Linked DNA regions of Homo sapiens: region 1 is linked to region 2. A link is an interaction called in ENCODE POLR2A ChIA-PET data of the cell type or tissue named here. Cell type or tissue: Panc1. All regions are shown on one strand. Links, peaks and the distances in the headings refer to the core of each region. The heading gives the core; the rest is flanking DNA.

What was found. Peaks named below come from ENCODE experiments on the same cell type or tissue, not always from the same donor. Only the 100,000 strongest peaks of a DNase experiment are listed, where the experiment ranks them.
Region 1: POLR2A ChIA-PET joins it to region 2 with 21 read pairs; 5 of 35 experiments call an interaction of 5 or more read pairs at or near these places.

What each region holds. Positions count from the first base shown.
Region 1 is chr15:50,855,864-50,870,961 of GRCh38, reverse strand. LOC124903490 (a long non-coding RNA gene) reads left to right here and starts at 6,840. Exons shown (of 2, transcript XR_007064630.1): 1 at 6,840-10,107. In Panc1, for the core only: no CTCF peak of the experiment used is centred there; no DNase peak of the experiment used is centred there.
Region 2 is chr15:50,705,597-50,720,694 of GRCh38, reverse strand. SPPL2A (signal peptide peptidase like 2A) reads left to right here. Exons shown (of 15, transcript NM_032802.4): 14 at 595-755; 15 at 12,821-15,098. The coding sequence ends at 12,895. Among named protein-coding and RNA genes, the nearest start is that of TRPM7, 26 kb to the right of the region's middle. RefSeq lists a cis regulatory region at 1,874-1,887, an enhancer at 1,808-1,952 and a silencer at 9,816-10,016. In Panc1, for the core only: no CTCF peak of the experiment used is centred there; no DNase peak of the experiment used is centred there.

The DNA of each region.
Region 1 (15,098 bases), core at 6,834-9,333, 150 kb before region 2:
GGCAACAGTTAGATTGAGTTGCAAGGGGGCACCCTCCTTGCATGAGGGCTATATCAGCTGCAGCCACATTATGCAAAAACATTGAAGAATTTGTCATAGGGTCCCCTCTGACCATCTATGTCCCCCACTCATGAAATCTCTTCTAAGCTGTCACTACACTTAACAATATTCTGTTAGCCACCTTGCCTCTTATGAGGTACTCCTGCTTTCTGCCTTCAACATCACTTTGAAGTGCTGTAACACTCTTAACCCTGCTACCCTGGTCTCCCTTCCAGGTGGACAACAAAAGGAAGAGGAACATGACTGCACTCTACTAACTAATATCTTACTCTCCTCTAAGGAAGATTTATAGGAAAACTCCCATTGAGAATGCTGAATTAATTTGGTTCACAGATGGTTGTTATTTAAGGGATATTACCAGGCAGGATACACCATCACTTCCATAACAGACATAATCGAAAGTGCCCAACTCCAAGGAGTCAAATCAGCCCAGATGGCTGAATTAATAGCATTAACTAGACACCAACTGAAGGATTCCTTACAACCCCTCCAGAAAGGACCTTTGCAGGTGCTTTTAACCAACTCTTGCTCTGCACGTTAAAGAGAGTCGCTTCTTGGATTCACATTTTACACCTAAAATGAGCACCTGACCACATTCCTGACTGCCCCTGAACTTCCGCAGCAGTCTCTGACACCCACCTGCAAATCAAGAGAACACTGGAGGCTCAGCCAATCTCTAGGGCTACAACAAAGTCAACATACTTCCAGAGATGCTGGACCAGGCTAGTCCTCATGAACCCTAAAATAACCATCATTTTTACTTTCCTTGCTATAGAATATTGCTAAAACACAAATGTTTTAACTGAGACCCCCAAGAAGCTGTTTGGAATCTATGCAATCTTCTTTGGTATAACTTTCTAAATGGATGTGGCTACACATTCCCTTGCTAAAGCCAGGAAAATGTTTTACTTGTTCATTCTCATTCCCACAATCTCCTCTGTCTACCTACCCCACACTCCTCTTTCCAACCTGAAAATTTCTCCCAGTCCCCTGTAAACCTCAGCAGTCTTCCTGCAGGCAGAGCCCACATCATTTGGTATGATATAGACCAGGAGGAAATGAAGACTGTTATATGGAAGAGCACCATTCTAAACATTCCCCAAGGTCCCCACTTTTTAGGTACCCCTATTATAGGGCTGCAACCAAATATGACGCCCTGCAGGAATACTTTTTCTAACAATGCCTCAGGATGATCACTGAGGGGGTCTAACCAGGTAGAACGTTGCATAACAATAGATATTGGGGATGATCACTTGAGACAACTGCCTTGTTACAATGTCTCCTGTGTAAACTGCCATAGCATGGCCTGCCCAAATAACTACCAGCCCTGTGCTTGTGGCTGGATGCTCCTATCCAGTACCAACCACACTGACACTGCCCTTAAATAACTATTTATGGAAGTCAATTGGTGGACAGAAGTCCCTGACAGCACAAATTCCACCCTAAAACCAGGGCGCCACTGGGAAGCCTTATGGAATACCCAGACAAGAGCATACTTAGGTGTAACCTCCACTAACCTAACAATTGTTTGGGATACCCAGCAGTTCTGCATTGACTCCATTTATCCAAATTGTACAAATGGCATCAGTATACAATGGCAACAGCATTCTTGATGGATACACGAAAATTGGCCACCCAAAAAACTAAAGCATGACCTCACTGGAGGAGTCAGAGCTGGGCAAGGCATACTGGGGCAAGCTGAGTTCATGGCTAATGAAGAGAGACATTCTTTAGAAAAAAAAATCCCTATCAAAAATAGGCCACATAGAAGGAATGCTATTCCAGGAAGAGGGAAAAGGATGGGAAGCTGCTTTAAAAGATAATGCAGCACTCATCAAATGGATAGAAGAAACCAGACAAACCATGAAAACATACTCCCAAATCCAAAGATGGGAACAAGCATCTACTCTTACCTGTAGGGGCTCATGTCTATTTTATTACAAATGGAATCAGAGGTGGATATGAAGCATGGTCTACAGTCCTCAGTACTGAGGCACAATCCAAACACCTGTGGAAAATATGTGGTCCTCCAAACTTATGGAGATTTTTGGACGTTAAGTGTGATCTTAAACATTGTATTCTCAGAGAACAGGCACCGAAGTTAAATGAGGCTCAAAGGTACTACCCCTGGGAAATAGGTGGGCTATTTTAGCTGATAATAACACATGGTATTCCATCTCCCTTTCAGATTATGAAAAGAGAAAAGGAGAATGGCTATGGCCTCAAACCACTTGGAACCCTGATTTTCCTAAACTTGGCCTCTAATATCCACCCCCATGGAACATAGCATCTGGTATATAAGGAAGGGCCATTTCTGTTGGGAGGGACAACAAAATGACACTGTAGAATTACATGACTTCTCCTGTAACAAAACCTCCTTTCTCTCCCAAATACCAGTATATGGTGCAATACAAAGGTGGTGGGAAAAATAGATTTGTCCACTGTTAATAAGTCCTATAACAATTTAGACATTGAGGGCCAGGCATTCCTTGCATTTGATTTATACCCTCCTCAGGATGTTATACCCATGGAGATAAATTGGCCGGAAGAGAGACTAAATTTATTAGATTCTGATTTAGTGTCAGTCCTACAATCCTCAAATAAGATTTATCATAAGGTTCAAATGACCCTTGATAAGGAGGGTAAACACATTGTGAGTCTGATCAAAGAATATGATGATGCATGCAGTGGTTTTTTTTGCTGGTTAGGTTGTTTACTGCCCTCCGACTCTACCTGTAACCTTCTTGGATGCCTAATCTTTGCTATCTTGGGTATTTTGGTATTCGTCTCGGTATTTATCTTGGTATTTGTCACTGTATTAGCATTATATATCTCTTGTAAATGTTATGCCAGTTACAGCAAAATGAACAAGGCACAATTAAAGACCCAGATCATGATAGCTCACAAAATAGATATGATCTGGGATTTTTTTATACTAAACCCTAGGTCTGACTCCATCTCACCCCTTAAACTACTGGTTATTACACCAGGTCAGACCATTTCCTCCCGCCATGATCCAAATTGCAAATACTTAAAATTATTATCACCCAACCAGACTACTCTAGGAATGAGCGTTCCTAGCACTGTGGGACCTGTTGCTGTTTGTTGGCCTGCATATGCATTTTGTGGAATGCTTTTTGGCCAAGAAGGGGGATGGAGGACTAAGCTCTGTTTTTCATTTTGCCCAAATTCCTACCTAAGGGGTCCAGGGAGTCATGCCCTACAAACCATAAATTCTCATCAGATGGGTTTTATCTGACCCTGTATATCACGACTTACTTTTCAATCTGACTCTGGCATAATATTATGAGACAAGGAAAAAATACTTAATCCCAAAATATATTTCCTTGCCATACCTTGAAATTGCCCTGCAAAGTGTCTTGTGGAAAAAATCCACATTCTATAGAGAATCCCCTTTCCCTTTTGTTTTCCTTCCTTCCTTTGCAGATCCAGGAGATAATCAGCTAAGAGCCAGGCACCCTTTTAGGTCCAATAAGAAACATTTTACAACCTGCTTTCTCTCTGAACTCTGCTATCTGAGAGATTCCTCTGCATAATAAAACTTAGTCTCCACAATCCTTTATCTTAACCTGAACATTCCTTTCCACTGATCCTAGGTCTTCAGATAAACTCAATCGTCAACCAGAAAATGTTTAAATTTACCTATAGCCTGGAAACCCCCGCTTTGAGTTATCCCACCTTTCTGAACCAAACCAATGTATTTCTTAAATGTATCTGGGTTGTTTGTTTGTTTGTTTGTTTGAGATGAAGTCTCACACTGTCACCCAGGCTGGAGTGCAGTGGCACGATCTTGGCTCACTGCAACCTCCACCTCCTGGATTCAAGTGATTCTCCTTCCTCAGCCTCCCAAGTAGCTGGGATTTCAGGTGCGCACCACCATGCCCAGCTAATTTTTGTATTTTAGTAGAGATGGGGTTTTACCATGTTGGTCAGGCTGGTCTCAAACTCTTGACCTCAAGTGATCTGCCCACCTCAGCCTCCCAAAGTGCTGGGATTACAGGCGTGAACCACCGTGCCCAGCTTTTAAATGTATTTGATTGATGTCTCATGCCTCCCTAAAATATATAAAACCTAGCTGTACCCCAACCACCTTGGGCACATGTTCCCAGGACCTCCTGAGGGCTGCGTCACAGGCCATGGTCACTTATATTTGGCTCAGAATAAATTTCTTCAAGTATTTTACAGAGTTTAACTCTTTTCATCGACAAAACGTCAACAAATCTCACTCAGCATCTTCTTCTCTTACTATGAATATTCATGGCCTTTAGTAAAGTTGTGTTCAATTATTTCTTTTTATCTTTTAAAAATAATTAAATTTATTTAGACCTCCTTCTAAATCCTTAAGTGTTATTGGCATTTCTGCTACAAAGGTATTCTCACCAATTCCTACCAATTTTCTCTCATTCTTTGAAATTACACATTTGAAAATTGAACCTAGGTTATATTTTTTAGGTTGATTTATCACTTTTGAAACATGTTACTTTATTTTATTATCATTGCTTCTCTTGGTTTTGGGCCCTACTAACTTTAGGTGGGATTAGCACACTTTACTATTCATCCTTCTATTGTCTTCATGGAAGTTCTGTGACACTGCAGTTTTGTTCATTCTTTAGCATTTTAAATGCCTGGATGGGATAAAAACAGACAGAAAAGCAAAATGTAAATAAAGAAATAGCTATTTTGGCAACCGCAGAGAACAATTTCAACTACATGTTAGCATTGTATATAGATAAAATGAAATAATGAATGTGAAGGCACTTTGAAAGATACAAAAGTATGCCATGCAAATGTAAATGAACATAATATTTGGCTTGACTTCAAGTGGAAATCAAGAACTGCGAAAATAATGCCTTGTTATGATTTACCAAATGCCTGGGGTTAAATATCTGGGGCGAGAGCATGGAGACACATAACTAACATCATTTCTTAAACTACTTGAATACTCTTTACATTATTTACTTATTGGTGTTCTGGCTACTGTTGTGACTCTTAACACATCTTAGTAACTGAGCAATGGAAGAATGCATTTTTACAGTAACCCAGAGATTACAGTGAATATCAGGGACATAAATCAGCACAAAGTCTTAAAAGTGATTGGTTTGACAAGACGGAGCCAGTGTAATGTGGCTTTTCTATTAGCTTGGCTATAAAGTTGGCTATTAACTTAGCACTTAATTGGATCCTCCTGCAGGGAAACCATAAGAGCATTCAGTCCTGCAGGCTAAAAGAACATGGTGTACCTGTTGAATAGTGTTTAAGGTACTTTAAAAGTCTAGTTATAATTGAGTAACGACTAAACACAACTCTATTATATCAGACTTTTAGAGGTAGTAGGTATAGTGTCTACCTACACAAAATTGTGTCTGAACATCTGAGTCTGAATCCATTTACAAACTGTGTGCCTTTGATCATATATTTTAGCCTTTATGAGGCTGTTTCTTCATCTGTATACTAAAAGTATCTGTCCTTCTTACTTCCAAGAATTATAGGAATGAAGTCAGATCATACACAGGAAAGAGCTTTAGAGACATAAACACCACACAAACATTAATTATAATTACCAAATGTAACTATCATATTTTACAAATGAGGAAACCAAGGCCCAGAAAAGCTGAATGATTTGGTTAAGGAGCTATTGTGGCTGAGTTAGATCTAGAATACAAATTTTCAAGGCCTCTTTTCTTTTCAGTATATCAATCAGTACTGGTTTTTGACATTTTATATATACTAAGGTCTCCATCCATGACTCATTTACATACAATTTATTACCCAGCCATAAAAAGTAATTAAAATTTAACTTTAAGTTTGTTGGAAGCTAGATTTAATTACTATGTATGTTTAGACGCATTACTGAACTTCCAATTGTAGCTGGGCTAGTCCCTGAAGGAAAAAGGTTTTTGTTTTTATTTTGCATGTCAGTGCTTGGTTAAAATGTCTGTTTTTATAAGAGAGTCACATGAGATACTCTAAACCCTAAATCTAATTACTGGGAAGAATCTAAAAAACAAATCCAAACCTTGTATGAAAGCCAAACCTTCATTGTACTTTCCAGTCTTCCGAAAATCACATTTTTCGTCTTCATCCTAGCATATATTTTAAGCCTTTAATTTTGCTATTCACATAAAAAGGACGAGTTGTAGCCTCAAAGATATTTTATTCTAATATGATTTTCATCCTAATAAATTTATCAATCATGTGTGAAAATAGCATTATACCTAAAGATACTTTTGTTTTAAATAAAGCTATTTTGAGTTTTTTCTTACAATTTGTGATGGATTAGGACTAAATAATGTCCAAAGTTTGCCTCTAACTCTAAGCTCCTATGAACTAAAATTCAGAATTATAGGAGGAAACTAGATCAATATTTATTTTTCCAGCTACAGTTGCATGGAGATTTGAGACTAGTTTCATTTTCACGGAAAAAAAATACACAAGGACATGTTCATCCTTGAGGCCTTATTAAGGAATGTTTTTCGAAGCTTTGTGAGGCAAGGCGCAGTGGCTCACGCCTGTAATCCCAGCACTTTGGGAGGCCGAGGCGGGTGGATCACCTGAGGTCAGGAGTTCAAGACCAGCCTGGGCAACATGGAGAAACCCTGTCTCTACTAAAAATACAAAAATTAGCTGGGAGTGGTGGCGTGCGCCTGTAATCCCAGCTACTTGGGAAGCTGAGGCAGGAAAATCGCTTGAACTCAGGAGGCAGAGGTTGCAGTGAGCCAAGATCGTGCCACTATCTAGCCTGGGTAAAAGAGCAGGACTCTGCTCAAAAAAAAAACAAAAAACAAAACAAAAAAAAAAAAAACAAAGCTTTGTGAGTGTGTGGTAGTTTAATTTTACAGTGTTCCACTATGGAGAACACATGGATTTTGTATCTGAAGATTTGGCTCATGTACTAGCTGATCTTAAGTCTCTCTAACTCTCAATTTTCTAATGTTTTAAATGGGGTTTTTTCAACCAGATGCCCAAACTTAATCTATAAGATTTATTTTTTAAAGGAAGGGGGAGGGCAGGGTATTGAAATAATCTAGAAAAGCTATTATTTTAAAGCTAGAATTTTTCAGTCTAGAGAAAGGTAAAAACTTGACTATTCATTGCATTCACCCTTTGTTCTGGAAAAAATACCCAACTGGGCCCTTTACAAAAAGTAAAACTTGTAGCTAATCTGGATCATGAAGAGCACTTTGAGAAAACATAACTGCAGATATTTCCAGCAGAGAAGCTAACTAGATATTCTGGTTAGTAAAGCAATTATTGTGAGTTTCTGAGCTTGTACTTCATCTCCGCCTGCTTTGTTGCTTTTGAATTTGAGGCAGTGTCTCTTTTCTTTCCATATGAATCTAAATGGATTGGGCAGCCTTCTTGCTTGTGCATGGGAAAATATGTATTCTTGCCTGAGAAGGTACTGTCCAGAAATCTGAAGCTGAGGCCCAGGAGATGGCAGGGTGTTCCTTACTTGACACAGAATGCCACATCACCAGCCCATACCTGAGCTGTGCTGTTTGCCTTATTTCTCCAAGAATATATGAGCTTCAGCCCCTTCCTCCATTTTCCAGAAGTGCCAAAACAAAAAGGTCAACAAAGCTAACAGCTGAAGCATCTCTATGCTAGCAATTTTCCCACGAAGTGGTTGAGATGAGATCTTGAACTATTTTAACGCAAACAAAATTCTTGTGTCCAAACTTCTAAATCACTTTAAACATTCTATTCAAAGTTTTTCAACCCAATGGTTTTTCTTTATTCTGACTAATTTTGTGAAAGGAGGGAATGGATATTTTATCATAAGAGAGTGACTAGGCATTCAAGAAGTGCTTGTGGAATGAGGAGGAATTATTGAGTCCTTCCAGAAGTGAGCGAAGGGAGAGGTGACACTGTGTAGCACAGATCTACTGACAAGAGCTCCTCAACAGGGTTTGATGATTCTGATAGTCATCTCCATTTGGGTTATGTTTAAGGGATGTTCTCCTGGAATCTGCCTGACACCTGTTTTTTTTTTCTTGTCTTAGTTCAGGCTACTATACCAGAATATCATAGACTGGATGGCTTAAACAGCAAACATTTATTTCTTGCAGTTCTGGAGGCTAGGAAGTCTAAGATCAAAGTGCTGGAAGATATGATGTCTGGTGAGGGCCTGCTTCCTGGTTCATAGATGGTCATCTTCTCACTGTGTCCTTACTTGGCATAAAGAGGGCTAGAGAATTCTCTGAAGTCTCTTTTATAAGGGCACTAATCCCATTCCTGAAGGCTTCACCCTCATGACCTAATCACCTCCAAAGGTCTCACTTCTTAATACCATCATATTGGGGTTTAGGATTTCACCATATGAATTTGCAAGGCACACAGACATTCAGTCCATACATTTCTAGTCCCTTTCTCCTGAGGTCAGTATGTATTAAAGGAGCAGAATCTTACTCCTTTCCCCTTGGAAGGTATGCTTCAGTGGAAAGGCGAAGATCGCAGTATTTTAGACATCTCCAGATATTGTGTCCATAAGAGGGAAGGCTGTCGGCATGGGCAATTTAAATTAATTTGTCTTTTCTTTTTATGGACTTGCTATGTCTACAAAAAGCAAACTTATCAAGTTAAATTAAATATATGCCTTCATTTAACAAATATGTATTGAGGGCCTATCTTAGACACTATTCCAGGCGCTCAGATACAGTAATGAATAAGACAAAGTCTCTGCCTTCCCAGAGTTTGTGTTCCAGCGGGGATAGGGAGACAATAACAAATAGGTAGATACACAGTAAGCCAGGTGGTAAATGCAACAAGAGAAAAATACAGCAAGTTAAGGAGGATACGGAGTGTCATTATATTTGTGGGAAGGGGTGTAACATATTGATTTCTGTTTCAGATATCCATTGCCACACAACAAAACACCCTAAATCCTATTGGTTAAAAAATATTAGCTTGGTGTGGTGGCATGCACCTATAGTCTCAGCTAGTCAGAAGGCTGAGGCAGGAAGATTGCTTGAGCCCAGGACTTTGAGTTTACAGTGAGCTATGACTGTGCCACTGCACTCCAGCCTGCGTGACAGAGTGAGACCCTGTCTCTAAAATTAAAAAAAAAAAAAAAAAAACTTTAAGAAAAAAATGTATGATCTTGTAGGTTCCCTGGGGTCTTTAAACAGTTGCGGTCATATGGCAAATCGGGCCAGGGTTATCTGAATAATTGAATGGGCCGGACATTCCAAACGGCTTTTTCATTCACATGGCTGGCCCCTCAGCTGGGAAGGCTGGAACAACTGGGGTCTGGCCAGGCATCACTCTGTCTGCACATGACCTTTCTATGTGGCTATCTTGGGCTTTCTCACAACATGGTGGGATTGAGTAGTCAGGCTTCTCCCATGCCGGTGGCTTCTCCTGAAGCAAATATTCCAAAAACTCCAGGTGAAAACTGCAAGGCTTCTTATGATGTAGCCTTGGAAGTCAGGCAAGCATCACCTCCACTACATTCTATTGGTCAAAACAAGTCACAGGGCTCACTAGATTCAAGGAGAGAGGACTCTATGAGGCTGAGAATATTGGAAGATGTGGCTCATTAAGGGGCCATTTTTGGACACTAGCTACCACAGTTATTAAAGGGATGGCCTCACTGATAAAGTGACATTTGAGCGGAGATAGAAGGGAAGCCAGGGAGAAGCCATGTGGGTATCTAGAAGAGATCTCCTAGCAGGGTGAACAGCAAACACAATGTCCTGAGGCAGAAGTAGTCGTAATATGTTTCTGAAAACAAGGAGACCAGTGTGGACAGAGTGAGATTAGTGGAGAGAAGGAGAAGTCATTCAGATAGGGAAGGAGGGGTTAGATGATATATAGCCTTATAAGCTTTTTAAGGACTTGAAATTTTATTTGGAGTGATACGAGAAGCCAATCCGTGATATTGAGCAGAAGGATGATACGACCTGACTTCTATCTTTGTTTTTTAGGCTAGTCATGTGAAGCCGTGGGAGTGGGGAAGGCTGACTTCTGTCTTAAAGGCTTACTCTGGATCATAATGTTGAGTGAAGGCTGTCAGGAGACAAAGAGGTAGGAAACAAGTTATTGCCATCATCCAGGCCAACAGACAATGAAGCTTGGAGCAGGGTAGTAACAGCAATAGAAAATATATTCTAATATATTTTAAAGTTAGAGTCCTCAAGATTTTCTGATGTTCTATGACAGAAAGAGAATTAAAGATGGCACCAAGGTTTTTTTGCCAGGGCAATTAGAATAATGGAGTTGCCATTTATTAAGCTGGGGAAGACCACATGAGCTACATTTAGCGGGGAGTTGGTCTTCAGGAATTTGGTTTTGTATGTGTTAAGTTTCAGATGCCTATTAGATGTCCAAGTCGAAATGAAAATAAATACAAAGTTTATCAGGTCATGTTCATGCTCTGATTTTATATAATTGCATGTATTAATAAAAATTGTTGCACTTAACATAAGAAAATAAAATATTTGGGTAGCACACAGCATTCTAAGAAACCTGGAAACCCATACTGATGGTCTCCAGTGAACTCTAAGCTCTCATTTTGACATAAATGAATAGGCAGTAGTGTCGTGAAAAGAACATAGGCTTTGAACTCAGGCAGACTTGGGTCCGGATGCAGACTCTACCCTTTATTAGCAGTGAGGCTTCTGCATATTACATAATCTAAGCCTCAGTTTTCTCATTTATAAAATGAGAATAATGACACCTTGGAATACAGTTGTTAGAATTAGGTGAGTGAATGCATGTAAGGCACCTGGCACACAACAGATACTTGGTAAATGGTAGCCATTATGAATGTGCCCACTGTTTTTTTTCCTAAGTTCTTGCATGGCCTCTTCTTCTGGCAGACATCAGGGGAGGTGGCAGAAAGCAGGGCAAGACTCAGTGGGGGACAGTCCTACTGAGGTGCTGAACTGTGTGGTCCCACCTTACCCCTGGACATGCACCTGCAAACTTTGGGCAGGTCTCTGGGTGACGGCTCGATAGAATAACAGCAGTGATAAGCAACAGCAGTCTGTACAGCTAGCATCCTCCCAGACTGTCCCAGTGAGACATGTGAACTGTAGTTCAGCAGAAGTGTGGGCAGGGGACACATGCTCAGGACCCTGGGTTAAACAGGATTGCATTTACTTACTGACGTTTCAAGCAATAGAGGCACAGCAACACGAGGTAGAGGGACACTGCTGCCAGGGAACATGCCTAGGACAGTGCTATCTTATTGTTTTAACCTTCAATAAATATGCTGCCCTTGAGGTAAATGACAACTAGAGTAGGAGCATGTAGCCAATGCTGGGTGCCATCTTCCAAGGTCTAAACTGATGTAAGTCCTGTGGGAATTGGGGTAATAGGAGTACATAGAAATTTTTAAGAAAACAGTTAAGTAAGGTGACCCACTGAGAGTAAAAGGGGGAAACAGGTATGATGAGCCATCTAGGGGCGTGTGCAATGTGATAGAACAGCCAAGCAGTGTGGCCGGGCGTAGTGGCTCACGCCTGTAATCCCAGCACTTTGGGAGGCCGAGGCAGGTGGATCACCTGAGGTCAGAAGTTGGAGACCAGCCTGACCAACATGGCAAAACCCCATCTTTACTAAAAATAGAAATATTAGCCAGGCATGGTGGCGAGTGCCTGTAAAGTCCCAGCTACTTGGGAGGCTGAGACAGGAGAATTACTTGAACCCGGGAGGAGGAGGTAGCAGTGAGCCAAGAGAGATCATGCCAGGGCACTCCAGCCTGGGCAACAGAGCGAGACTCTGCCTCAAAAAAAAAAAAAAAAAAGAACAGCCAGGCAGCATGGAGGGCCACAAGATGCCCATAATCATGAATGATCGTGAATTTAAAGTGTGTCTGCTCAGCATGGTTGCATGTTTTCCCCCAACACTTTTAAGCACAAACTAGGCAGAGAGTTGGTTTTAACCATACCTAGGATATTGCCAGGCACATACTGTACTCTGAAAGGAGAGAGAGGCAAATAAGTTGGTGTATGCAAGGACTGCAAATGGAAGCTGGCTAAGGAGGGGCATTCAGGACACAATGGCCATGAGGGGTAGTGGAAGGTGTCAGGGTCAATGGACTCTAGGTCCCCATGGAATTCAGGAATGCTTTGAGCAAATCTTGGCATTACACTTCTTTTTTTTTTTTTTTTTCTTTTTTTGATAGAGTCTCACTCTGTTGCCAAGCTGGAGTGCAGTGATGTGATCTCGGCTCACTGCAACCTCTGCCTCCCGGGTTCAAGTGATTCTCCTGCCTCAGCCTCCCAAGTAGCTGGGACTACAGATGCATACCACCATGCCCAGCTAATTTTTGTATTTTTAGTAGAGACAGAGTTTCACCATGTTGACCAGGATGGTCTTATCTCTTGAACTCGTGGTCCGCCTGCCTTGGCCTCCCAAAGTGCTGGGATTACAATTCTTTTTTTAAAAGGTGCTTAAGAATGGGACATTTCCTTGCCATCTTCCCACATCACCTTCTTTATTCTCACTTTTTTTATTCACCTTTGCACAGTTTAAATAGTAAGCTTATGAGGTAGAGTGTTGCTAGCTTCTTTGCTTCTATTGAGGTTTGGGGGGCAGGGGACAGGACATCGCTCAGAGTGCAAACTCATAATTCTCGCAAATAGTTAAATGGTGTTATTTGGAAGTCCTTTAGTATTATCCAGATTTGGCTTAGAAATAGGATTATGCTGCTGAACTTTATTTTTCTTCTTAATGTACAAAGAGCTCTCTTAACTCAGACATTCCGGTGCTTTGTTGGAATTTTCTATGTAATGCAGCCTATTACAGAGTAATTTTGAGGGGAGTTGTAACTTGACCTCTAACTTGGGGCAGGATCCTAATAAAATAGAAGTCTCCTGACCAGAGCTTCTTGCTCAGGTTCCTAACAGGAATGTCTTCTCTCCAGAATGGCTGCAGGAGATCAAATGACAGAGGCAGTTTTATCAGTTTGTTGTGCTGGTCTTTCACCTGCCTGAAAACTATCTTTAAATGATTGCTTTCCAAGTGCAATGACACAGCAGTCTGTTTTCTAGAGACCTGAAGTTCAAATAAGCTTCTTGTTTGCCCTGGTGATTCTGGAGGTGATTTAAGGTAGAAAGAGCAGTTCTCAAAGACACAGAAAGAGCCAAAAATAATATAATTTGTAAGATTTTGAAACTCAAAAAAGTGAAAATGACCCACTAAGTCCACCATCCCTGCCTTGAATAGTCTCCATGTTCATCTTCCCACTTCTACACAGGATTGCAGAGAAGCTGTTCTAAAAGAGAGCTTTCTGCCCATTTAGAAATTAGGTCCAAAACTCTGTCAATGTCTCAAGAATTTTCTAAAGTTATATTTATCTTTATGCAGATTTACTCCTCCACACTTGTACTCATTCTTTCATTGGCTACAGAGGGATATTCCCAGTTTGGAAAGTAATTCATTTCTTGTTGCTACGACAAACAAACCTAATGGTTAAATTATTTTCTTACCACAAGAAAAATTAATCATGATAAACTAGAGCATAAGTCTGGATTTTTTGGTTTTTTGAACCTATGGAAAACATAGCCTTGTGAAAGGTGACTTGAATTCTCCCGGAGTTCAACTCCTTCATCTTCCTGGCATTGTGGAATAGTGGAAAGAGAAAGAGAGCTGAAGTCAGAAGCCTCAAATCCCAACTCTGCTTTTATAAGCTGCATCATCACAGTTTATATTATTCTTAATTTATAGCTCCAGTCTCTTCATCTGCAAAATGTTAAGAAGCATGCCTATATTTGTTACCAGATAATCAGGTAACATATGAAAACTACTTTGTAAACAGTAAAACATTGTAAAAAGTGTCTTTATTTGTAGAGTTCACTCCAAGATGCCTCATGTTAACTTGTTTGGGGTCCTCCCTGAGCCCCTCTCCATCTTCCCTCTGCTCTTTCTTTCCCCAGCTTCCTCTCTCATTTCCCTAGTGTTCAGCTTTCCTTCATGGAATGTTATTGTAGCAGAGTTCCCAGAAATGACACAAAAACTAAAAACACAGTCAAAGAAGAAAGTAATAACAGTGTACAGAGACCTTCCTTCGGCAAAACACATTTCTTAGAGGGTGCTATAAGACTGGGCAAAGGGGGAGCAAGAGGAAAAAGCAGATTGGAGAAGCCAGTGACAGGAAAGCAGGAGATGGGGAGAAGGAAGAGTAAAGGAGCCAGGAAAGAGTCAACTAGAAAGGGAGAGAACGCACATCACTCCCAAGTTTCTGAGCCCGGTCGGGAAAGGAGGATAGAGGGCTGCATAATGCCAATAAATCATAAAAGTACATAAAAGGGAGTTTGTACAGAAAAGAGCAAAGTAAGCACAACAGAACAAAATTCTTTTCCAGGAGCGGGTATCAGGTAGCATTGCATGTAGGCACTGTGATAAACTAAAGTTATTGTGCAGTATAAACTGACAGGAAGAGTTTAATAAGAGTATGTGATTCCTACAGCCAATTACTAGAAAGAAAATGTAATCACTGTTATATTTGTATTGCAGGTAAAATTATACTATGACCAATAAAATAGAGAAAAGATAGGCCGGGCACGGTGGCTCACGCCTGTAATCCCAGCACTTTGGGAGGCTGAGGCGGGTGGATCACAAGGTCAGGAGATCAAGACCATCCTGGCTAACACAGTGAAACCCTGTCTCTACTAAAAATACAAAACATTAGCCAAGCGTGGTGGTGGGTGCCTGTAGTCCCAGCTACTCGGGAGGCTGAGGCAGGAGAATGGTGTGAACCCAGGAGGCGGAGCTTGCAGTGAGCTGAGATTGTGCCACTGCACTCTAGCCTGGGTGGCAGAGCAAGACTCTGTCTCAAAAAAAAAAAAAAAAAAAAAAAAAATATATATATATATATATATGTATATATGTGTATATATATATATATGTATATATATATATGTATATATATATGTATATATATATATGTATATATATATATATATAGAGAGAGAGAGAGAGAGAGAGAGAAAAGATTTGCTTAAAATGCAAATGCTCTGTGCACATGAGGGAACATGTGTAGGAAATTAATTTAGAGCAACACACATTCC
Region 2 (15,098 bases), core at 4,189-6,688:
ATACAAAATTAGCCAGGCGTGGTGGCACATGCCTATAATCCCAGCTACTTGGGACGCTGAGGCAGGAGAATTGCTTGAACCCAGGAGGCAGAGGTTGCGGTGAGCTGAGATCGTGCCATTGCACTCCAGCCTGGGCAACAAGAACAAAACTCCATTTCGAAAAAAAAAAAAAAAAAAGAAAAGTTCAAAAGTATGTGCTTATTAACAAAGCTTAGGAAGTATGTAATCAGTGTTAGGAAGATTTTTTTTAAACAACTTATATTACCTATTGGTACAGATTTAGTTATCTAAAATATGAAACTATTTAACATCTTTAATAGCAACAGATAATTGAAGCTCTCATGAATTATTATCTCTTATCAATGATACATGGTTAGGTTAGTAATAATTGAAATGCTAACCAGTTTCCACATTTTTCAAAAGCTCCATAGAAGATGTCTCCTAATCCTATCTAGGAAAATGATGAAATTACAAGAAGTCATAGAGCAAAAATATCCTCAGAAATGTTTGAAAACCAGTACATAAATGACAGAGGAAAAAACCCACCTTTGGTAACATGTAGAAATGACTTATAGCTTGGTATTCTTCTTGCAGCCTATGCTATTGGCATGATACTTACATTTGTTGTTCTGGTGCTGATGAAAAAGGGGCAACCTGCTCTCCTCTATTTAGTACCTTGCACACTTATTACTGCCTCAGTTGTTGCCTGGAGACGTAAGGAAATGAAAAAGTTCTGGAAAGGTAACAGCTATCAGGTATGTGCTTATACTTTGGTTACCAAGTTATCTTATGGCTTAATTTACTGACTGATTTTGGGTGGGAACAGCCTATATGTAGCAAAGCTTTTATGTACCAAAAAGTACTGTAATACCCCCTTACTCACTGTCCACCTATTGAATCATCATTTGTGACCTCCCCTGCAATCTAATGCCAAAAGCCTGGTGATTCAAGACAAAACTACAAAAAAAAAAACAGCAGAGGACATCAGGGAAAACAAAATAGCATTTCAACATGTATTTTCAAAACCTACACAAAAGCAGACTTCATGAAAGATAAAATTCGTTGTTTAAAATAAGTACTTAATTTTGAGACTAAGCATTAGCTATTTGTAGTAAGAGTCCTAAGGTTTTGCAGATAAAAAGTGTACTCTGGCCAGGCACGGTGGCTCACGCCTGTAATCCCAGCACTTTGGGAGGCCGAGGCAGATGGATCACCTGAGGACAGGAGTTCGAGACCAGCCTGGCCAACATGGTGAAACCCGTCTCTACTAAAAATACAAAAAATTAGCCGGGTGTTGTGGCAGGCGCCTGTAATCCCAGCTACTTGGGAGGCTGAGGCAGGAGAATCACTTGAACCCAGGAGGCAGAGGTTGCAGTGAGCCAAGATTACGCCATTGCACTCCAGCCTGGGCAACAAGAGTGAAACTCCATCTCAAAAAAAAAGTGTCCTCTTCAGCATCTAAATGGGCCTAACCAAACTAGATAGGGCATTCATTTGAGATTTAAGTGAATCAAGGTTGAGCTTTCTTTAAAATTTCTAAACAAAGAAAATCTTGATACCAAGGTCTCTTTTGCTTGAGTGGTTTCTTCATTAAAGTTAAAGCCTTTTCTTTTTTTTCCCCCTAAATGTTCTTGGTATTCCAGTAAAGTCTGTTTGCATTGAAATTAAGAAGAGTTGGGAAACCCTAGCCTATTGAGGTCAGGGCCATGGCACTGACCCCTTCATGAAGGCACTTTGTGAGGCAGTTAGCTCTGCTTTCCCCTATTACAACTACCACTCTCCTCCATCCACCCTCATGCTTCTGTGTCAGTTGACACGTGAACAAAAAGAGAGACACTTTGGATGGGTGGCTGAAACTCTGATAGTAGATAAACAGTTCAAAGTCCATGTCCATCTTGTGCTTGGTCTTTCATGTCATTTATAGTGTTACTTAATGAGAGGTGGTTAACACATTAAGTTACAGACTACTATGATTTGAAAAAACACTGGTTTAGAATTCTTTTGAGGAAATCTTAACATTTCTTTGAGATTTGGTTAAGCTAATAATACCTGTCTTGCCTACATCACAAAGCTGTTGTCTCAACTTATACTGTTATACATAGAATTAGTTTATGATCCTAATGCCCTTGACTAAACTAGTAAGGTAACTTTTAACTTTTCTATTGAAGATGACACTCACATAGGTTTTTTATAGATTTTTAAAAATAAAGTGTATCCTATGATATACACTATGCTAATAACATCTAAAAATCACATCTCAAAAAGTACTCTACATCATTTTTTAATGGTTTTATATTTCTTCATTTAGCAAATGTTTATGAGTGATTCTATGAGAGGATACTATTTTTGGTATTGGTGATACAAGATGATCAAGTTGGAAAGAGGCCTATTCTCATGACCTCTTGAAAGTTACAGTCTAGCCGGTCGCGGTGGCTCATGCCTGTAATCCCAGCACTTTGGGAGGCTGAGGCGGGAGGATCACGAGGTCAGGAGATCGAGACCATCCTGGCTAACACGGTGAAACTCCATCTCCACTAAAAAATACAAAAAAAATATTAGCCGGGTGTGGTGGTGGGTGCCTTGTAGTCCCAGCTACTCGGGAGGCTGAGGCAGGAGAATGGCGTGAACCTGGGAGGCGGAGCTTGCAGTGAGCCGAGATCGTGCCACTGCACTCCAGCCTGGGGGACAGAGCAAGACTCCGTCTCAAAAAAAAAAAAAAAAAAAAACGAAAGTTACAGTCTAGTGAGGAATAGACATAAAGTCACTAACAATAAAGTGTGATAAACCTATTAGTTACGGCAGGTGCCATGAAAACTATAGATGGGATATCCAGTGCTTGTGGTTTCAGGAAAGAGTCCTAGGTGATTTGGGGAGGGCTTTCTAAAGAATATTAAATTTATGTCCAGACTTTAAGACTGAGCTGTGTGTTCCATGTTGAAGGAACCATGTCTTCCGAGGCTCAGAGGGAAGAGAACATGGCACATGCTAGAAACTCAGTGAAGGTTAGGATGGCTATAATGCTGAGTAGAGGGTTACGGGAGTTACAGGAAATGAAAGCTGGAGAAGGAAGCAAGAGTGAGAGCCTTGTATGTAGCATCTTATAAGCCACATTTAAGAGTTTGGACTCTATACTAAGCACTGGAGACCATTTAAGGTTTTAAGAAATCTAGAAAATTAAGGGAGCAAAACTGGGGACAATTATTGCAATAAGAAGTGATAGAAGGCCAGACATGGTTGTTTATCCTGATAATTGCAGCACTTTGGGAGGCTAAGCCAGGAGGATCACTTGACCCCAGGAGTTTGAGAGCAGCCTGGGCAACATGTGAGACCCTGTCTCTACAAAAAAGAAAAAATTTGCTGGGCGTGGTGGCACATGCCTTTGGTCCTAGCTGCTCGGGAGCCTGAGGTGGGAGGATTGCTTGAGTCCGGAAGATAGGGGCTTCAGTGGGCCATGATTGCACCACTGCACTCAGCCCGGGCAACAGAGCGAGTGAGACCCTGTCTCAAAACAAAAACACAAACAAAAAAGAAGTGATAGAAGCCTAAATTAGCAAAATAGTGAGATGGAAAGACGTGAACAAAGTTAAGAGAAATTTAGAGGCATAATAGGGCCTCATGATGGAGTCAGTATGGGTGGAGGAAAAGAAGTAGAGTTCAGGGCTTCTGGATTGGGAAACTGAGTGGGGGGATGGTGATGAAGGAAAGGCAACAGGGTTGAGGAAGATGATGATGAATTCAGTCTTGAACATTTCAGAAGTACCTATTGGATCACCACAAAGAGAGAAATAATAGGCAGTTGAATAAATAGGTCTGATGTGCAAGAGACAGACCTGGCTAGAGATAGATAATTGGGAGTACCATTAGCATACAGAATAAAGAGTTGAGAATGTAGAGGCAGAAGAAAAGACTCAGGACAGGCCTGTGAGCAAGAGATTTCTATTATTAGGGGTACTTATCTGATTAACTGTAAATCAGGACAAAGAAGACAAGCAACATCAGGAAATTTTATTGTGAGTTGACATTAAATCTTTGTTTAGTTTAGAATTGAAATTTAGGATTGTTAGTGAGAGCACATGTGCTGTCTTACAGAATTATGTTTCTTGTTATTTTCATTGTCAGAATTTATTTTTACTTATAAAAAATTCATTTCCCTTTCATACAGCTTTTAAAGTATTTTATTATTAAAAATATATGCTTATAGGCTAGGTGCAGTGGCTCACGCCTGTAATCCCAGCAGTTTGGGAGGCTGAGGCGGGCAGATCACCTGGGGTCAGGAGTTTGAGACCAGCCTGGCCAACATGACAAAACCTCATCTCTACTAAAAATGCAAAAATTAGCTGGGCATGGTGGCACATACTTGTAATCCCAGCTACTTGGGAGGCTGAGGCGGAAGAAGTGCTTGAACCTGGGAGGTGGAGGTTGTAGTGAGCTGAGATTGCGCCATTGCACTCCAGCCTGAGTGATAGAGCAAGACTCCGTCTCAAAAATAAATAAATAAAAATAAAAATATGTGATTATAGAAAATTTGGAAAATATTTTTTAAAAATACAAGAGGAAAATTAAGTCCGCCCATAATCCTACTACCTAGAGATAGTTAAGGTTTAAGTGAATTTCCTTCTGTGCCTTCTCTGGATAAATGGATAGACGAGTGAATGATACTATAAATAGTTCTCTTTCTTTTTCAGTGCATTTTATATTTTATTTTAAATTCCTTATAAAATTATTTTAATGGCTATATAATATTTCCTTATATGCATATATCATACTTTGTTATTTACTTTGACCCAGTAATTTCTCTTAAGGTATTTTCAGAAAATGATTAAAAATTTGGGCAAAAATGATGTGAAAAGATGTTCATTATAGTAATTCTAGTCTTCTTTGTTCTATTTTAATGTCTTGTAGGTTAATATTATTGGTAGTTAATTTACTAAAATTTTTACATAGACCTTTACTGATTGCATTTTAGTAATTTTTCTTTTTTGTATCTTAATTACAAATTAGTGCATATTTGTGTTTTTAAAATAAGCAATACAAAAGTGTCTAAAGTAAAAATGGGAGTCCTTTTTCTAACCATTCTTCCCCCACCCCCACCCTTAACGGGCAGCTACTGTAAACAGTTTCTTTCTTTGTAGCTTCCATATCTTTTTGTGCTAACTCATACTGGAAATAGTTGAATATTTAGAGTTGTTGTATACATAAAGTTATTAACATTGCATTTCTTTGGAAATATTCTACAGCACATTTTTTCCTCTGGTTGATTCTAGCACCTTTCCTCCTTCTTTTTCCATAATTGTTACTGACACAGGATTGTAGTTAAGGAAAGATTTCAACCAAGGGCTACATTTGTATTCCCAGTGAACAAATGCTTTGCCCTGGACCATCCAAGTTTCATTCTTAGGCCGGGAGCGGTGGCTCACACCTGTAATCCCAGCACATTGAGAGGCCAAGGCTAGTAGATCACTTGAGATCAGGAGTTCGAGACCAGCCTGGGCAACATGATGAAACCGCATCTCTACTAAAAATACAAGAAAAAAGTAGCCTGGCATGATGGCACACACTTGTAATCCCCAGCTACTCAGGAGGCTGAGGCAGGAGAATCTTTTGAACCTGGGAGGCAGAAATTGCAGTGAGCCAAGATTGTACCACTGCACTCCATCCTGGGCAACAGAGTGACACAGTCTAAACAAAAAAAAACACCAAAAAAAACTTCTTAAAAATCATGATCTTGAGAAAAATTTTTTGGGCGGGGAGGGGTGGCGGAATTTGCTCTATCACCCAGGCTGGAGTACAGTGGCACAATCTTGGCTTACTGCAACCTCCACCTCCTAGGTTTAAGCGATTCTCCTGCCTCAGCCTCTCAAGTAGCTGGGATTATAGGCATGCACCACCATCCCTGGATAATTTTTGTATTTTCACTAGAGACAGTATTTCGCCATGTTAGCCAGGCTGGTCCTGAACTTCTGACCTCAGGTGAACCCACCTGCCTTGGCCTCCCAAAGTGCTGGGATTACAGGCATGAGCCACCGTGCCCGGCCAAGAAAAAAAATTTTTTTTTTTTTTTTTGAGATGGAGTTTCACTCTTATTGCCCAGGCTGGAGTGCGATGATACTATCTTTGCTCATTGCAACCTCCACCTCCAGGGTTCAAGCGATTCTCCTGCCTCAGCCTCCCAAGTAGCTGGTATTAAAAGCATGCGCCACCATGCCCAGCTAATTTTGTATTTTTAGTAGAGATGGGGTTTCACTATGTTGGTCAGGCTAGTCTCAAACTCCTGACCCTCGATGATCCACCAACCTCGGCCTCCCAAAGTGCTGGGATTATAGGCGTGAGCCACCATTCCTGGCCTGAGAAAAAAATTTGCCTCTGCTTCACAGCAGCTACCTACAAAGGGAAAGAACACTGTTGCTAGTCACTAAGTAATAATAGCCCCAGGAGGGCAGACATCAGGAGCTTTACCATATAACATAGTAGCTAAGTAAGGCATTTGATTGTAGGAAAATCTGTTTAAAAGCGTATAAAAACATAGGCCAACTTTGTTAATAAAATTCTCACTTTCTAGTGTAGTATCGTAATTGTATTAGGTAAAGACATTCAGAATACAAAATAACCCATAGAAGTAAAGAGCATAGAGTCTAGTACCAGGCTGCCTAAATTTGAATTCTAATTTTGTTAATTATTAGCTGTGTAGCCTTGGGCAAGTTGCTTAGCTTCTTGGTGCCTCAGTTTTTCTACATAGTAAAATGGGATAACAACCTATTTCAGAGGGTTGCTGTAATAAATATGTTAATATCTACAGATTGCTTATAGGTGCTGTGAATTTATTTGCTATCATTATTTGTAGGAGTGAGGATTTTTTGTTTTGTTGTTTGTTGGTTTGGTTATTTCTCGACTCATTGACTAAATTTTCATTTTCCTGGTCTGGATATGAAAACTTTGGGTTTTTGTTAAATCTGCTTCCTTTAACTTACTCGTAAAAGAACAAATTCTGAGCTATCACAAGCTGCAGAGAAAAAATTATGTTTAGACTCAGTCATTTTTCTCATTATGCACAAAATGTTGAAATATGGGAAGGGACATTTGCTCAAATTTTAGGCAACTTGCAGGATGTTAAAAAAAAAATACTCAGGAAATGCTGGGCGCGGTGGCTCACTCCTGTAATCCCAGCACTTTGGGAGGCTGAGGTGGGTGGATCACCTGAGGTCAGGAGTTCGAGACTAGTCTGACCAATATGGTAAAACCCTGTCTCTACTAAAAATACAAAAATTAGCTGGGCATGGTGGCAGGCGCCTGTAGTCCCAGCTACTCGGAAGGCTGAGACAGGAGAATTGCTTGAACCTGGGAGGCGGAGCTTGCAGTGAGTCGAGATTGTGCCACTGCACTCTAGCCTGGGCGACAGCAAGACTCTATCTCAAAAAAAAAAAAAAAATACTCAGGAAAGAGTATTTTTTCAGAAAACTAGCATTTTTGAAAGTTATGTAATATAATGCCTTTACAAAATTATTTCCCTTTTAAAAAGAAAATCTCTCATTGTTTATGTCCAACATTTAAAATCAAAATTAGCTTACCTTGAATGTTGTCATTTGTGGGAGACAGTGTATTGTGGCCTTTGACATCAGTTCTGACGAATAACTTAATCTCTGAAGACTGTCTCCTCATCCATAAAATGAGATTGGATCTACAGGGAGGTAGGGGAATAAGAAATCCATAGTGGGGCCGGACATGATGGCTCATGCCTGTAATCCCAGCACTTTGGGAGGCCAAGGCGGGCAGATCACGAGGTCAGGAGTTTGAGACAGCCTGACCAACATGGTGAAACTTCTGTCTCTATTAAAAATACAAAAATTAGCCAGGTGTGGTGGCAGGCGCCTGTAATCCCAGCTGTTTGGGAGGCTGAGGCAGGAGAATTGCTTGAACCTGGGAGGCAGAGGTTGAAGTGAGCCGAGATCGAGATCGCATCACTGCACTCCAGCCTGGGTGACAGAGCAAGACTCCGCCTCGAGAAAAAAAAAAAAAAAGGGGGGGGGAGGGAGGGAGGAAGGGAGGAAAGGAAGGAAAGGAAGGAAGGAAATCCATAGTGGTGGGTTAGCTTAAGGCTTGGTGTGAGGCAGGTGGATGTTGAAATCTGTTAAGGCTAGGCAGAGACTTCTGAAATAGAATGGGGAGCTTTTACATGCCTGGTGAGACAGAGGGAGACTTGATATGGTTCCACTGTGAGATGGGCCTGAGGGTCAGCTCTGGCTCATCTCTTAGGCTAACAGTGTAATAATAATCATTTGCTTCTCTCTCCCAACCTCCATCATCTCCTAAGCTTTGTCAGTTTCTATTTCCAGAATATCCCTATTTAACTCCCAACTTAAATTCTGCCTTCTCCAAGCAGATCTCTAAGAAATTAGAAGGAAGTAGGCGCTCCAATTAAAATCACATTTACCTTTCACCGTAATTTTTTAGACTTTGTACTTTAAATACTTACTAACATCTGCCCTGCAGTGCAGGTATTTATATATGCCTCCCTCACTAAGTATTAGCTGTTACGTATTAGGAATCCACAATGCTTATGACAGTAGTCTTTATGCTGTAAATTCTCAGGTAATGTTATTGAAAGTCTTTATGCAGTGCACCTCTAATGCTCAATCCTTCATCCACTGGCCTTTAGTTACTTTTGCATGTGTGTATAAGCTTCCTGATTGTATTTCAGCAGCCCTTATAAAATGACTGTAATTGTCATATGCCACTGTAAAAGTGAGGCACTTTTAAAACATTAAACTAGACATGTATCTCTACAGTCTTTATGTGCAATCTTTTTTTGTAAATATTGCAAGTTTTTGCTGCTGTTTTGAAATAATCAAAGACAAAACAGGTAATATAAAGTTACAATCTAAGGCTAAGGCAAATTTGTTTATACTATTAGTCATTTGGTTCATTCGAATGCCTGATAATAGAGTTGAGTGCAAGATTATTGGTAGTAAAAAGCAGGACTTTTCACTGGAGACTCTTTAAATGTCCAGGTACCCCTGGCAGTCTTTCCATGCTGTTTTTAGGGGGCAACTTATACCTCACTTGTAACTTGGAGACCTTATTGAAATACTTCAGGATCTTACTTCGAGTCTTTCAGCCCTTACTGTGAGTTTCTCTCATCAAAAGAAGTAATGTTTCTATAGGGTTTCACTAAAATAATACTAATTTGGCCTGGGCGCGGTGGCTCACGCCTGTAATCCCAGCAGTTTGGGAGGCTGAGGCGGGTGGATTGCCTGAGGTCAGGAGTTCGAGACCAGCCTGGCCAACATAGTGAAATCCCATCTCTACTAAAAATACAAAAAATTATCCAGGCGTGGTGGCGTGTGCCTGTAATCCCAGCTACTAGGGAGGCTGAGGGGGGAGAATTGCTTGAACCCGGGAGGCGGAGGTTGCAGTGAGCCGAGATCGCGCCATTGCACTCCAGCCTGGGCAACAAAAGCAACACTCCATCTCACAAAAAAAAAAAAAAAAAAGGATACTAATTTGGAAATACTAATTGTAAATTATTTTCTACAGCCCAAAACTAGTTACACTGTATTTCCTATGAACATTTTTTGTGGAATGCTTCAAGAGCTACAGTACTCAGACCCACTTATTTGATTTTATGTGAAGTCTTAGTTCTAATTAGTATAAAGCAAATAAAGATACTTTTTTCTCAGAAGAGAAAAATCAAGCAGAGTCATAATTACTTTGGCATATAGCACAATGAAAAGGAGTCATCATTTTAGGGGATATTTTTTGCTTCTGTAATGAAATAAGTGGAGTTAAATTTGTGCAGCAATATCCAATGGGCTATTTTTCTCTGGGCAGGTAGTAAGTTTTCAGTTTGTGATACCCAGTAAACAGTGAGTTGTGTCTGTTAAATGTCACTAGTACTTCTCATTATTTTTAGAAGTCACAAGCTGTAACTGACAAGTCAGAATACAGAGATAAGTTAGAACAACTCTGCTTTAGTATCAGCAAGTCTCCAGTTACCCTGCATTAATGAGTGTTTTATTAGACTATTTCTGGAGATTGGTTCAATTATAAGCAAGCAGAGCTATCAGAAAATGCCAGGTTAGCTGATCTGATTTCAGAGCCCATCTTTCCAAATCAAGCTTTCCTGTTTCCAAATATGATGAAAATGTTTGGCAATTTTGTCAATTAATTGTATTATTTATGTTAATTTATTGTCATATTTTTTAAAACTTTGTTCTTTATGTTTCTGTATTGTTTTTATTGGAAAGTCAGTAAAGAAAAGTAAATAGGGAATAGAGATGCTTACTTCTCAATAAGTTGACTTTGAAAGTGGTTTTTTTAATTAATATATTTCTATGTTCAGGGATTAGATTATATAGTGCCAGTGAGGTACCTGGGGATTAGGAAAGAAGAGGCAAGTTAGATGGGACTGACTCACTACCTACTGTGCTAACGAGGCACCAGGGAAGCATGTTATAATTTAGGGTATGTGGGCTATCATTTCATTAGATTACAGTTGCCAGGGTAAGCAGATCGTGGGGAAGAAAGAGGGTTTCTCCACCATCCATTCTGCTGAGGCTGCTTCAATTTTCTCTCTACACAGCCCTAATCTCTTAGACCCAGAACTTTTAAATTCCTAGAAGAAGAGGGGCCTAAATATATCTTACATACTTTTCCTTTCCCCTCTTCATTTAAATTGACTAAAATTAAATGTTCAACATCTTCATCTTATGTTTCATGTAGTGAACTGCTTAATGTTATCTGTCTTGATTTGGCTTTTGTTTTTTTCCCCTTAGAATTGCTACAAACTAGTGACCTTAAATCTAGGGGATATCTTTGGCAATTAGAAGACCTCAAAATGGTTTTGGGTCTTGAAATGGCTTGTAGAGTATCAGCAGGTTTTTTATTTTTTTATTTTTTTTATTTTTTTGAGACAGGGTCTCTCTCTCTATTGCCCAGGCTGAAGTGCAGTGGCGCGATCTTGGGTCAGCAAAGCCTCTGCCTCTCAGGTTCAAGCAATTCTCCCACCTCAGTCTCCCGAGTAGGTTTGGGATTACAGGCGCACCACCACGCTTGGCTAATTTTTGTATTTTTAGTAGAGACAGGGTTTCACCATGTTGGCCAGGCTGGTCCCGAACTCCTGACCTCGTGATCCACCTGCATCGGCCTCCCAAAGTGCTGAGATTACAGGCGTGAGCCACCGCGCCCGGCCCAGGTTTTGATTTTGTAAGCTGTCTCCATTAGTTGAGACAGTTGTCAGCCAAAAGCCTTAGCTCACGTTGTATTCTTTCTGCCTGGCAAGTCAAGAGACCCTGTTTCAAGATGATTCCACCCTCTTGTTCTTCTTCCAAAAAACACTAAAGCCTTCAGAACCACTTTTCAAAAATAGGAACATTTATCTTGCTGATCTTTCCTTCTTCTAATTCTTGATGAAGGAAAGGAAAAAAGTGCATCGCAATACTGAAATTTAATCACTAGTCTAAAAGTCTTTAACAGTCTTCACAAAGGCATTAAATACTTTTTTCTATTTTTAGTAATTGTATTTGAGTTGCTGAAACACTGAAAGCATTTAAACAGTTTCTTCATCCTTCATTTCCAAATATAAGACAATTTTTTATGAGAATATAGGCAGAGCTGAAGTGACCATTTGAGAAAAGTTTAACTGGTAATTTCTTTTTTTTTTTTTGGTCGGAGTCTCGCTCTGTCACCCAGGCTGGAGCGCAGTAGCACGATCTCGGCTCACTGCAAGCTCTGCCTTCTGGGTTCATACCATTCTCCTGCCTCAACCTCCCAATTAGCTGGGACTACAGGCGCTTGCCACCACGCCTGGCTAATTTTTTTTTGTATTTTTTTGTAGAAACGGGGTTTCACTGTGTTAGCCAGGACCATCTGGATCTCCTGATCTCGTGATCCACCCACTTCGGCCTCCCAAAGTGCTGGGATTACAGGCATGAGCCACCGTGCCCAGCTGATAATTTCTTTAAAATAGTCTATAGCAAATGTATTTTTTTTTTTTTTTGACAGAGTCTCACTCTGTTGCCAGGCTAGAGTGCAGTGGCGTGATCTCGGCTCACTGCAACCTCCGCCTCCTGGGTTCAAGCAATTCTCCTGCCTCAGCCTCCCGAGTAGCTGGAACTACAGGCGCCCGCCACTACGCCCAGCTAATTTTTGTATTTTTATTAGAGACGGGGTTTCACCATCTTGGCCAGGCTGGTCTCGAACTCCTGACCTCATGATCTGCCCATCTCAGCCTCCCAAGGTGCTGGGATTACAGGTGTGAGCCACTGCGCCCGGCCTAGCAAATGTATTCTTGGTTTTGTTTTCAGATATCATATGACCTCAAGTTCATTTTTTGTAGAAATTATTATAATGTTTCCAAAGTTTAAATTATCTTACGGTTATTTCAAGGTGTCAATAATATCACACTGTCCCAGAGTCAGCAGGTATTCTCACAGTGACTCATGAGGCCATTTTTAGTTTTCCCATTTGTATGATTGGACACTGCCTGGAATAGTGTCCTGGAATAAGTGTCAGGAATATCTTCCTTTTGTTCTGGAGTTCTCACTGCCATGAAGGGCAGTATTCATATTGGGAAATGGAGATAACGGAAGATCCAGAGAACACAAATTGGCTTTGAGTCATGTGATTAGGCTTCCTGAGAGGTTCAGTGTCACCCTGACTATCTCCTTAGAAGTGTGGATGTTGAACCAGAACAGTGCTCCAGAAGGAGTGCTCAGTTTCATAGAGCAATCTGTGTTTTTTAGAAAAAGAATCCTTTTGCTAATGTAGTGAATATTGGGGGCAAGTTGAAATTTTGCATTTCCTAACGTCTTTTATTTATGCCTAGATGATGGACCATTTGGATTGTGCAACAAATGAAGAAAACCCTGTGATATCTGGTGAACAGATTGTCCAGCAATAATATTATGTGGAACTGCTATAATGTGTCATTGATTTTCTACAAATAGACTTCGACTTTTTAAATTGACTTTTGAATTGACAATCTGAAAGAGTCTTCAATGATATGCTTGCAAAAATATATTTTTATGAGCTGGTACTGACAGTTACATCATAAATAACTAAAACGCTTTGCTTTTAATGTTAAAGTTGTGCCTTCACATTAAATAAAACATATGGTCTGTGTAGTTTCCGAGATGTACTATATACAGTATATTTTTCTAAAAAAAAATGCCTTGACCCACCCCTATACTTTTTTTTAACGAAATCTGTTTCTTTCAGCTCTGATGGTAGATACAAGTAGTTACTATTTCTGAATGGGTTTTACTGTAAAGAATTATGCAAATTGGCCAGGCGCGGTGGCTCACGCCTGTAATCCCAACACTTTGGGAGGCCAAGGCGGGCGGATCACGAGGTCAGGAGATCGAGACCATCCTGGCTAACACGGTGAAACCCCTCTCTACTAAAAATACCAAAAATTAGCTGGGCGTGGTGGAGGGTGCCTGTAGTCCCAGCTACTGGGAAGGCTGAGACAGGAGAATGGCGTGAACCCGGGAAGTGGAGCTTGCAGTGAGCCAAGATCACGCCACTGCACTCCAGCCTGGGCGACAGAGTGAGACTCCATCCCAAAAAAAAAGATTTATGCAAATTATATCTGCTCTGTAGAAATAACTGTTTAACACCATGCAAGAAGGCGGTTCAACGGTGAAAATTTGGACCTTATATCACTGCAGAGGTTAGAAATACATAATTTTGGAAATATAAGTGCATATTTTTGTAGTATTTTTTTAAACCCAATCCTTTCATAAACTTGAGAACTGAAATTACTTCAGACTGCACGTGTATTATATTAAGAACATTTTTCCAGATATAGAGAAACATAATATATAGAACTAGTCACTAAAAGGAGACAGACACTGAAATCTAGTTTTCATTGGTTTGACAGCCTTTTTTTTTTAAATGTAGCTTAAATTTCAGTACTAACATTCAGTTTCACTTTGGTATTTCTGATCTTTGCAATTTGGTTCTGTTAATGTTAAGGTTTGATTTTTTAAAAAAATTATTTTTCTTAAGAAATTATGTATTAATACATATGGCTCATCGTTGAATACAGCATTCCTAACATTATCCCACATTCCCCCACTCCCACCCGTTATCTTTTTTTCTTCCTGATGCCCACCCCTTTTCCCATAGGTAATGATTCTTAATCTTGGTGGAGGATGTACAAAGTGCGGTTCAGAGAAAAGAATTGGCAACAACAGCAAGAGACTTGGTGTTAGTCTCAGTTTAATTACAATACAAGGAAGAGTTGAGTAATTTGCCGCATCTCAAGACCTTGTATCTCAGTTTTCTTTTTTTTTTTTTTTTTTTTTTTGAGACGGAGTCTCGCTCTGTCGCCCAGGCTGGAGTGCAGTGGCGGGATCTCGGCTCACTGCAAGCTCCGCCTCCCGGGTTCACGCCATTCTCCTGCCTCAGCCTCCCAAGTAGCTAGGACTACAGGCGCCCGCCACTACGCCCGGCTATTTTTTGTAGTTTTAGTAGAGACGGGGTTTCACCGTTTTAGCCGGGATGGTCTCGATCTCCTGACCTCGTGATCCGCCCGCCTCGGCCTCCCAAAGTGCTGGGATTACAGGCGTGAGCCACCGCGCCCGGCCATATCTCAGTTTTCTAATCTGTAAAATGAGTAGGTTAGACCAGCTAATCACTCTGGTACCTTCCAACTTGAAAAAAGTTTTTTCCCCATTCTTTGGTAAATTTTAGATGTGGCCTGAACATTCTCCTGGAAGTCAGAGGTCAAATTATCTTTCCATTTTCTTTTATTTTAGTAAGAATTTCGCAAATGACAAGTGATAACAAAGGCAGCAGGATTTTTCATTTCTCTGTAAATAATGTATAAAATATGTGAACAGAACTATATCTTTCATCTAAGGCCAGTTCAATTTATTAAAAATAAAACTAATGCCTTTTAAAATTGATCAGACCTTTGATACTTGAACTAAATTTTGCATTAGAGACTTTTTAAAAATTGTTCGCTTTTGCTGAATAAATTGCAAATAGAGAAGCTTCATTGACAGTCAGTCCCTCTCTGCTTAATGCAGTTATGGGTCCTTTCGTTTATGGCAAATGACTTACCTGACAAGAGTTAATTTTGCCTCCATTGTATCAAG